Linked DNA regions of Homo sapiens: all the other regions are linked to region 2. Evidence: chromatin contacts called from ENCODE Hi-C or POLR2A ChIA-PET data. All regions are on one chromosome and are shown on one strand. The core of a region is the stretch at or near the end of the contact, and the rest is flanking DNA. Distances in the headings are between cores, read along the strand shown.

What was found. A loop is a pair of places that touch in the nucleus more often than their neighbours do. ChIA-PET counts read pairs that join two places held with the same protein, here RNA polymerase II (POLR2A). Pooled maps may share reads with other maps.
Region 1: a pooled map shows a loop between it and region 2 (11-fold over the local background). The contact joins the promoter of LINC01281 here to the enhancer-like site in region 2. A Hi-C loop is called at or near these places in 8 of 50 pooled maps. POLR2A ChIA-PET finds 5 or more read pairs at or near these places in 3 of 52 experiments (activated CD4-positive, alpha-beta T cell, activated T-cell and activated naive CD4-positive, alpha-beta T cell).
Region 3: a loop to region 2 is called in a pooled map, with 2.4 times the contacts of the local background. The contact joins the promoter of LINC03053 here to the enhancer-like site in region 2. A Hi-C loop is called at or near these places in 6 of 50 pooled maps. POLR2A ChIA-PET finds 5 or more read pairs at or near these places in 2 of 52 experiments (HEK293 and activated naive CD4-positive, alpha-beta T cell).

What each region holds. Positions count from the first base shown.
Region 1 is chrX:39,325,471-39,328,752 of GRCh38, reverse strand. It overlaps LINC01281 (long intergenic non-protein coding RNA 1281), which reads left to right and starts at 1,391. Exons shown (of 4, transcript NR_038968.1): 1 at 1,391-1,530.
Region 2 is chrX:39,612,028-39,615,263 of GRCh38, reverse strand. No RefSeq gene overlaps it. Among named protein-coding and RNA genes, the nearest start is that of MIR3937, 48 kb to the left of the region's middle. RefSeq lists an enhancer at 494-693. Within about 2 kb of position 1,688, at least 5 of the 41 ENCODE cell types and tissues checked have a DNase peak (open chromatin) inside an H3K27ac peak, as active enhancers do.
Region 3 is chrX:40,007,827-40,010,921 of GRCh38, reverse strand. It overlaps LINC03053 (long intergenic non-protein coding RNA 3053), which reads right to left and starts at 1,672. Exons shown (of 2, transcript XR_007068218.1): 1 at 1,121-1,672; 2 at 1-904. RefSeq lists an enhancer at 1,905-2,532.

The DNA.
Region 1 (3,282 bases), core at 142-2,641, 290 kb after region 2:
TTCACGGTCACAAGATGGCTCTCTGCCCTCTTTATAATGTTTTGTACAAGGTAGGAAAAAGAAGGTCAAAGATCAAAAAATATCAATTGGCTGAGTCTCCCTTTTTAAGGAGCTGTCATGGGCTGGGCTGCCCAGAATTCAGACTCTTAGATGGACATTAGCATGTGGGAGATTTATCACGGAGACCTTTTCGGATCAACAAGAGAGATCTGGGTCGTGCACAAAAGATTCTACCATGCAAGCTTTCTTGAAAGCCCATATACTAACTTCTACTTATATTTCAGTGGCCAGAGCTGTAGCATGTAGCTACCTTTAGCTGAAGGTAGCTGCAAAATATAGACTTCTAGTTGGGCCACCATGAACAAAATGAAGGTTCCATTAATAAGAAAGAAGGGGAAAATATTTAGGGTATTTAAGCAGGTGACCAGTGGCCTCTGCCATGGTGCCCCTTCTCTACTCTCTTATCTCTCTTCTCTCTCTTCTCCTACTGTTTTAGCATTAAAAATGAACAAACAAGCAAACAAACCAAACACATAAACAAAGCAAACAAACATGAATAAATCTCCTTCTTCCTTCATTAGCTAATAAACAAAAACTTATTAAAAGTCTCACAAAAACTGTGTAAAAACTTATGTGTATAGACCTTGCAAGGAAGATGGTTGCCACTATGCTAAAGATATTTTGATCTTCACTGGGGCCGACTGAGCCAAGATGAAGAGATGTAGATTCATCCCCAGGAAATACAATATAATGTGGAAACAAACTAATATATGACAACCTGATATAAGACAATACCCTAAGTGGGAGGGGAGGAATGTTCTAAAGGCAAAGGAAACTGAAAAGAGGAGCACCCTGGTCTATGTCAAAGAGACAGGGAAGGCTCCAGAAATGCAGAGATACTGAAGACATCATCATAAGGAAAGAGGAGCATATATTTTGCAGGGGCCAGAGGGGCAGGGAGCTGGATGACAGGCAATATACAACCCAAGCTGGAGGAACTGAGCACTGGGAAGCCAGAATCTAAGCATGGTGGAGACAGAGTGTGGGACAAGCTCAGGCACCTGCAGCAAAAATAGTGCTGGCCAAGGAGCCATAGTCCTTTCCCTGGCTTTTCACTCCTCCCGCCTAGGTCCAGAGATGCTCCTCTGGGCAGATCTCCAAGCTAGGGAAAGTGTGGCCTCTTGACAATATTGCTGGAGAAGGAGGGAGGAATGAGGTTTGTAGCCCGTGGCAGGTGGGTAATGCCTATGAGTGAATTAAATTCACACAAGCAGCCCTTTCACAATCGTCTAGACAGGAAATAGAGAAGGGAGCTCAGTGGAAAACATCAGTTGTGCCCACGCACCCAACTGTTCCAGTAACATAAAAGCAACAGCAGTTGGAGATACTTAAGGCAGCCATGGTATTGACAGAAAAAGACTCTGGATTTGGATTGCAGCTGTAGCATTTATTAAATGCACGTCACAACCTCTCTGAGCTTCGTTTTCCCCACGTTTCAAATGGGATGCAGTGGACCCTGTTGCCTACCCGGTAACTTTTTACCTTCTTTATCCTTTTTTACAAAACCTCAATGTCATTCAGGAATCCTCCTTGTTCAGTGAGGCCACATGCTTCAAAGGAAGCAGGCTGTAGTCTTGGCCTCACGAGCCAGAGAACTGGAGTCTATGCCCTAATTCTCAAATTTACAAGAAATGATTCGCCTAAGTTAAGTATGATGGTCCCACTCCCTTTGGTAGTGATTGGTTACTCATGGGTGTGTAATTTAATTCTGGCCAGTGCTCTGGGAGGGGAAGGCTTTGGAAGCCTTCTGGGAAAGATTTGGATGATAAAGAGAGATGTATTGAGATAAAAACTCTACTTTTTCTATTACACCTTATAATATCTGCAAATGAATTCCAGAACTCCAGCAGCCGTCTTGCGACCATGAGGCGATTTTGCCAAGGACAAAATAATATACCAAGAATGCAGAGGGAAAGATAGAAAGAGCATAAGACCTAGATGACTGAGGTGAATCACTGAATTAACCAATCCTAGAGCATCCACATTTTAGACCTCCTTATTACATGAGGGAGTAAATCCTTTGTTTGAATCAGTTGCACTGAGATTTTTTGTTATTTGCAGTTAAAGGTTATCCAACTGATACAAAAGTTATCTGCTGCAGTAAGGACTAAACACAGTGGCATGTGAAAGTGTCAGTCCAAAGCCAGTACACTAGGTCCATAATATATATTTATTCATTTATTTGAATTCTATTTCATTATAATATCTCTCAAAATCCCAACTACTTATGTAATTTTTTTATTTGAAAATTTTTCTATCTTTGGCTGTCTGGGAGTCACTAGCAATCTGGGCCATTGTCTGGCCTATTAACTATTTGACCTGCTTCCCAACCACTTCTAACTATTGGCCCAGGAGTGGTCCCCAGAGTATGTCTCCTAGCAAGAACCCACAGCATGGGGCTCAGGGCATAAAGACAGGGCCTTTGATTTTTAGCCTAAGGATAATTTCTCCTAGAAAGAATCAGGACATCTTAAAAAGCAGTGTACATTTTTAGAAAATATGATTTAGAAAAATCAGAATTAACTTTGTTTTGAAATTAGTCTCACAACCAAGTTAGGTAACTCCAAATGGAGCTCTGAATTTACAATTTCAGGATTCTTGTATTGCATGTCCAATTTGGGAATTAGTGCATAGACTCCAGATGAAACAATTTGACAGCACAAAACCAATGTACAGTATAAATATTCTTATTTCCTAACTACTTGTCAGCTATTTCCAGTGAGTAAATATTTACACGTTTTCCTCTCCCCCTGTGGAAAGCAGTACTCACATATATGAACATAAATATTTTGGTGTATGTAAATATTTACTCACATGAGCAATATATTTCTTTTTCTAGTCTCTGTTGTAAGTTTTTTAATAACAGAACAATTCCTGCTTACAAATAAGTTCTGATCTTGCAACTCTCCTAAAATATTCTGCAAATGAGAGGCATTTTATGGTAGTGGTTAATTGCTGATTAGTTAGAGCAGCTGGGGATAAATTTGAACTCAGCACCCTACTAGCTGTGTGACCTTGGGTAAGTTCCTTAGTCTTTCTGTGCCCTGAGTTTCCTCATCTGTAAGATGAGAGTAATAATAGTATCTAACTTATAGGATTTTTCAGAATATTAAATAATTTAGTGCATATAAGGTGCTTCACAACACTTGGCATATTGTAAACCTTTAATAATTAAATATTAAAATGAATATTTTATCATTGTCAGTTACAGAAAATGTCATT
Region 2 (3,236 bases), core at 439-2,938:
GCCTGCCTCGGCCTCCCAAACTGTTGGAATTACGGGCAGAGCCACCACGCCCAGCTAGGTGTTTGTCTTACATTGGTCCATCTGCCCCTTGCAAAAAAATGTTGAACAGGACTGAAGAAAGAGCCATAGAGGGGTGTCTGGAAGTGTGTCACCTACTTCAGATTTGGAAAGTATCTCTCCTGCTTTGGAGCTGTAACTCAAGTTTCCTTCCCTCACCACCACCACCTGGTTCCAGCAGCGCTGACAGTAAGTGAGGGCAAGAGGGTGTCAGATGGGGGCCTAGAAAGGCCCTTATGCCAAATCCATGTCATTTCTTTTTGGATTACTTGCTCTTTAACACTCTCAGGACTTCTTCTCTCCTCCCCTAGTGCAGAAAATGGAGAGCGAGCTGGTTCTTGGGCACAGACAGGAGCTGATCTGGGCCCAAGAGGATTGCAGTCACCCTGGCTCCACGGGTGCACTCTCTGCCAGGCATGTCCTCTTGGGTATGGATGTAGGATGCCAGGGCACACTTTTTATGACCACGTGCTTTCTCTTTCTTCCTGCATTAGAATTTTTTTCACCACGTCAGCCTGCTTATTAAGAAACTCCCAGGTGCTTTTTACCTCGGCTCCACGCCTGCCCTCAAGCTCTGGCCTCTGCTGTTTTGTGGTCTACCCTGTGTGCGTGCCAAAATGTGTTGGTTGAGTCTCAGAAAACACGCGGGAGGAGGAGCCAAAGGTCACAGCATGCAACCTACCCAACTTTCCTGGGAGTGTGGGTGGCACCCACTTAACCCCATCTCTTCTCTTTCCACCCCTCCCCCTGGGCAAACTGAGCTGTCCCCTGCCTGTGTTTACTCCCAATTTCAACGACCTCTCCGCTAACTCACTCCATATGTTAATTTCTCTGTCTTCCACTCCAGCGGTAAACCTCAGGGTTAACCCTCCGCTCCCCCTTCCAAATCCGGGACTGGACTTTCCCTCCTCTTTCCTCCCTTTCCTTGTCTGAGATCAGAGTTCTTAACCTTTTCTCTGCCGTGGACCCCTGCGTCGCGCTTCTCAAACTTTAACGTAAATAGGGAATTACCCCAGGATTCATTAAAATGCAGATGCTGATTCAGTAGGTCTAGGCGGGCCCGAGATTTGCATTTCTAACAAGCTCCCAGGTGATGCTGCTGGTCCGTAGACCACATTTTTAGTAGCAAGGTCTCAGAGGCTTTCAAACCTGTGTGTGTGTGTTTGGCGGGGGGGAGCGGGGGGGCGGGAGGCTGCCCGCACCGCCTCCCCCGTCTCCCCAAGCACCAGGAAAAATCTGTGGGCACATTTGATGCATAAACAGACTCCGGCGGCTGCAGAGCATCACAGGTGCGCGTCCTGCCGGCCCTAGCCCCGCCGCAATTCATCAGCTCCCAAAGAATGCTTCTTTATAATCAGGAAATAGGAACCGACTCTCCCCGAGCGGGGAGCGCAGCCTGCACTCCTCCCACCTTTCCGGGCCGCTGCGCAAGGGGCGGACTTCAGGCGGGGCGGCTTCATAAACCAGAAAAAAAGAGACGAAACAATTAAACCTAGCGAGCCGGGATTGCTCCAAGGAACAGGATTTCAAAGGCAGAGGAGTCTGGCTCGTTTCCAGGCAGTGGGATCAGCCAAAGGGCGCGGGCTGCCCTCCCTCAGCGTGACAGGTGCGCCCCGGGCAGGCACTGGCCTCCCGGCTTGCCCTCTGCCCATCGCCCCCCGCGTTAGTGAAGAATGACTCAGGTTGGTAGGATAATCGACCCCTGCTAGCCCCGTGCAGTAGGAAAACACAGAGAAAAGCCACATTCCTTGTAGTCCAGCCGTGGAGCTGTGCTTGCTTTAGAATCACACCTTCCAGAGATGTTCTAGAATCTGGCTTTTCCAACTGCGTATATCTTTTTCTTCCTCTCTTTCTCTCTTTCTTCCTCCCCTCCCCTCCCATCCAACCTCCCTCCCTCCCTCCCTCCCTTCCTTCCTTCCTTCCTTCCTTCCTTCCTCAGTGAGGTCCTTACCTTTTACCTAAATAGTTATTTTGCTCATTGAATCTAGAGCTGGACACTGGATATTTACAAACTCAAACAAATAAATGCTATTACCTCCCAATTTCCGGTTTAATACAGACAATAACCACAGCATGAAATTTGTAAAGTATTTTAAAAGGAAAAAAAATTGTCTTACTCCGACTGTGGTCCCTGGACCAACTGCATCATCACCTGGGATATTCTCTGGCCCCAGCTTAGACCTCCTGACTGAGACACTCTGGGGAGTGGGACGTGGGACCCCACCACTCTGGTTTTTTTTTTTTTTTTTTAGACAGAGTCTTGCTCTGTCGCCCAGGCTGGAGTGCAGTGGCACGATCTCAGCTCACTGCAACCTCTGCCTCCCAGGTTCAAGCGATTCTCCTGCCTCAGCCTCCCAAGTAGCTGGGATTACAGGCATGCACCACCATGCCCAGCTAATTTTTGTATTTTTAGTAGAGGCAGGGTTTTGCCATGTTGGCTAGGGTGGTCTCCAACTCCTGACCTCAGGTGACCCACCTGCCTCAGCCTCCCCAAGTGCTGGGATTACAGGCGTGAGCCACCGCACCTGGCCGCCATTCTGTTTTAACAAGCCCTCTGGGCTGAAGTTTGAGAAGCAGCTCTCTAGAGAAATGCAGAGCCCATACTCAAGGTTTGTGTCGTGTACAAGAAAGAGAGTTGGAGAGCAAAGGGGAATTCACGTGCTCTGGCTCCTGGGATGGGGGAAGGGTGGACACTGGTCTAGGAGAGGCAATAAAGTTCTGACAGCACATGCCTCAGACGAGCCCAGGCCACTGCAAGTGAATAGAGGCTGCGCTGGAGAGGCTCTAGTGCTCCACTGTGTAACCCACCCGCCCACACTAACTGCCAGGAAACAGGATTGTCTACTTTGTGCTAATAAGCTGCCTCGGTTCTTCTAACATACCGAACGTGATAAGAGCATGGAGGGATGAAATATCTGGAGTAGTTAAGTAATCAAGGCAGGAATAATTAGGTAGACTAAACCCCAACAGAAATAATCCATCTTTTGGAAAGAAATGACATTTTGAAAAATTTAGAAATCTTCATCAAGCTATTATGCTGCTGAAATATATAAGCACTTTGCATTATGTTTTCTTTCCTGCAACACGCAACACATACGAGAGTAATTAAGGGATTTCACTCTGTCCTGAGCACTTCATCTCAATGATGGTGGCGCTGGACACTGGGGACTAATATAAAT
Region 3 (3,095 bases), core at 423-2,922, 400 kb before region 2:
TATTCAAGTTGCAGTGTAGAAGCTCTGCAGGCCAGAACTGAACTGCGGCCCTGCGAGAGAAGGAGGCAGCTTGACCTTTGCAGGAAGGGAAGAGAAGGCAGATTCACAGCTCGCAGCGCTGCAGGGAGACACAGAGATGCAGGCGTTGTCACAGCACCAGCAGCTCTAAGGGGAGCCTGTAAGAGGAAACCAGCTCCAGGAGGCGAGGGAGCTTCTGTGCGGAGTGTGTGCCCCAGCGAGATGCACAGGCCGCGCAGTGAGAGAGGAACTGCCTGGGGGAGCTGTGGCTGCTGCCAGCTCAGCGCAGTGTGGGGGTGGGATGGGGGCTCAGAGAGGCTGGGGGGCTAAGATTAGGGCTGCCGTGGAGGATGGGGCCTCTGGAGAAGACAATAACTAAAGGAAGCTGCTCTGAAGAGGCCAGACCACCTGCGTATGGCTCATCAGATGGGGGGCAAGGTCCCAGCAGCTTAGGAAAGTATGCCCTAGGAAAGATAGATTTGCCAAAGGACACAGAGACTGGAGCTTGGTTGGGTTTTTACACATTAATTTTTGGGGGTGGCATCTTTGAGACAGGACCTTCCTAGGGAAAAATAGAGAGCCCTATACTTCTAAATCCCAGGGGATCCCAGGCGCAATGAGCTACTCAGCGGGCAGCCCAGGCCCACCTAGGGTTTGTGTCCGGGCAAGGGGCTCCAGAGCGTGCAGCCCACATAGGTCCCTAACCAGGCTTTGGGGGAGGGGGTGGGTAGTGAAGGGGTGTGCCCGCTGTATATAGAGGCAGCTGCCATTTGAGGGTGGAGGTGGGGAAGGTGATGCCTCAGCTTCGGCGCTGGAAACCATTGTTTGAGTCTGCACCCAGCGCTTCTCCAGCAGGGCTAATTCTCCACGTGTCCAATTTTCGTGTCTGAAAAAAAACAGCAGCACAGAAACAAAACCATATGACAGGACTGGGCTGCAAACCTTGAAGAATCGAGAGGGTGGCGGAGGTTGCGGCTGGGAAGGGGGAGGGTAAATGTGTGTGTGTGTGTGTGTGTGTGTGTGTGTGTGCCTGTGTGTGTGTGTTGGGGGCGGTGGGGTGGCGCACAACTCAAAGTTTCGGCTATTTCCTACCCGATCTCACCTCCCGGCGTGCTCATCTGATGCAGTTCCAACTCCCTCAAACGATTCCGCAGCCCCAGCGCTTGCGGGAGTGTGGAATTACAGTCTGGAAGAAGCGAGGCGCTGCCGCGAGAGGCGACGCACCGAACCCGGGAGTGCGGAAGCGCAGGCCGGCAGCAGCGCGACCCCTGGGCAGCCTCTGGGCCGCGGTCAGCCCCTGCGGCTCCGTCCTCCTGCCGGTCCCGAGCGGAGAGATGGGTCAACGCAAACCCTCAGCAGGATGGGGGGAGGGGAAAGAAGGGAGACAAGGCTTTTCCCAGAAAGCGGAGGGGAACTCGCTTCCCATCTCCGAGGCGCGATGATGCCCCCATCCCCCGCGCCCCGACCTCCCTGAGATTCGTTTCCTTAAAAAATAGCCAAAGGCCAAACATTTAGCTACGGGTTGAGTCTTCTTCCCACCCCCACCCGGTGCCCTCTCTGAGTTCTCTAAACCCACGAGGCGCTTTAGGCCTGGCGTCCCCCGCCCTCCCCCGCTTCCGCCTGTGCACGAGCCAGTGGCGGTCACTTCTGCGACTCTTTGGAGGCCGACGGCCAGGAGCTTTGTTCTCCTGGGGCTTCCTGCCCCTCCCCCCTCCAAGTCATCCCGGTTTCCACACTTTATCTGCGCCCCCCCTTTGACGTCCGCGCACACAAACAACCCGGGCCTATAATCTCATTAGCATAGGTCTCGGTCTGGGTGACCGCGAGGCTCCCTGCGCGCCCGCGCGCAGCGCTCTGTTTCGCTGCAAGCCGGAGTTTCCACCATGCATGCACCCGGGGCGGGGGGCGGGGACGTTCCGGGTGACAGTGTTGGCTTTGGGGCAGGCCGGGAAGAGGAGGCCGCCCGGGGCAGCGGGAGCCGCGGGAGGAAGGCCCCTCCCAGCGCCCAGTTGCCTTGGTCCCCGGAGCAGATGGCAACTTTGTCTCCTGGTGTGCGCGCAGCGACTTTCAACACATTGAAAAAGCAGTGCTCAGGCTGTCGGGGAAGCCTCGCTGACATTCAGAACCGATTAAAGACCCGAGACGGTGCCAGGCGCAGTGGAGAGTTATGAATTAATCATGGGGGTTACCGATATCTGAGGCTCCCCAGGGCAGTCCTTCTATTATAAGCAGCCCCCACTGCCCACTCCTGACCCGCTCCCCCCTCCCCCGCCGCCGCAAAGGGGTAGTCGCGGCGTCTTTTGCACTGCCCCAATTAACAGCCACGCGGTAATGTGAAAAGTGTTTGCCCTGCCACCCTCAGTGCGGTCTCAGGCCGGGGCGCTGGGCCTGCCAGACGCTCGCGGAGCAGCTCAGTCTTTGGGATAGGCCCGGAATGAGCTCTGTGCTCTGACCCGGGTATGGGGTGGAGTGATGCTCGTTCTCTGCCTCTGTGGCCCAGGTTCAGCTCCCTTCACCACCGTAGAAGGAGGCCCTAGATAGTGGGCGACGTCGGGGACCACCTACAACCTGGGTGCTTGTTTTGGGTCCCCAGAGCAGCTACAGGCTCGTGGTTTCGCGTTGTGGCTCTGGCGATGTTCCAGATATGGAAAAACGAGGTTCGTGTGTGCCGTGGAACTCCGCAAAGTCCCTGGGCCTCCTAGGAGGAACCCCCATGTCTGGAGTCACCCTAAATGACCCGCACCCCTGGGAATCGAGGCACACATCTCGACCACCGAACTTGCCGTTCTGCGTATTGTTAAATCACGCACACCGTTCTAATCTCCCCTATTTATTTCCCAGGCCTGCCTGGCCACAGATTTCTGCAAGACGGAGCAGGCTTCGGGTTCCTCCTGCTTCCAGAGGGGCCATAAAAAACAGATGGTCTCATTAGGAACAATTTATGCATATATATTTCGAAGAGTTCAGCAGAGCCGGCGTAGGTTTGCAGCCCCTGCGTCAGGCAAGAGCAAAATATCACCACTTGCAAATGTTTCCAGTTTGCAAAATAATGGCCTATCCAAAGTAGCTAAGCAACG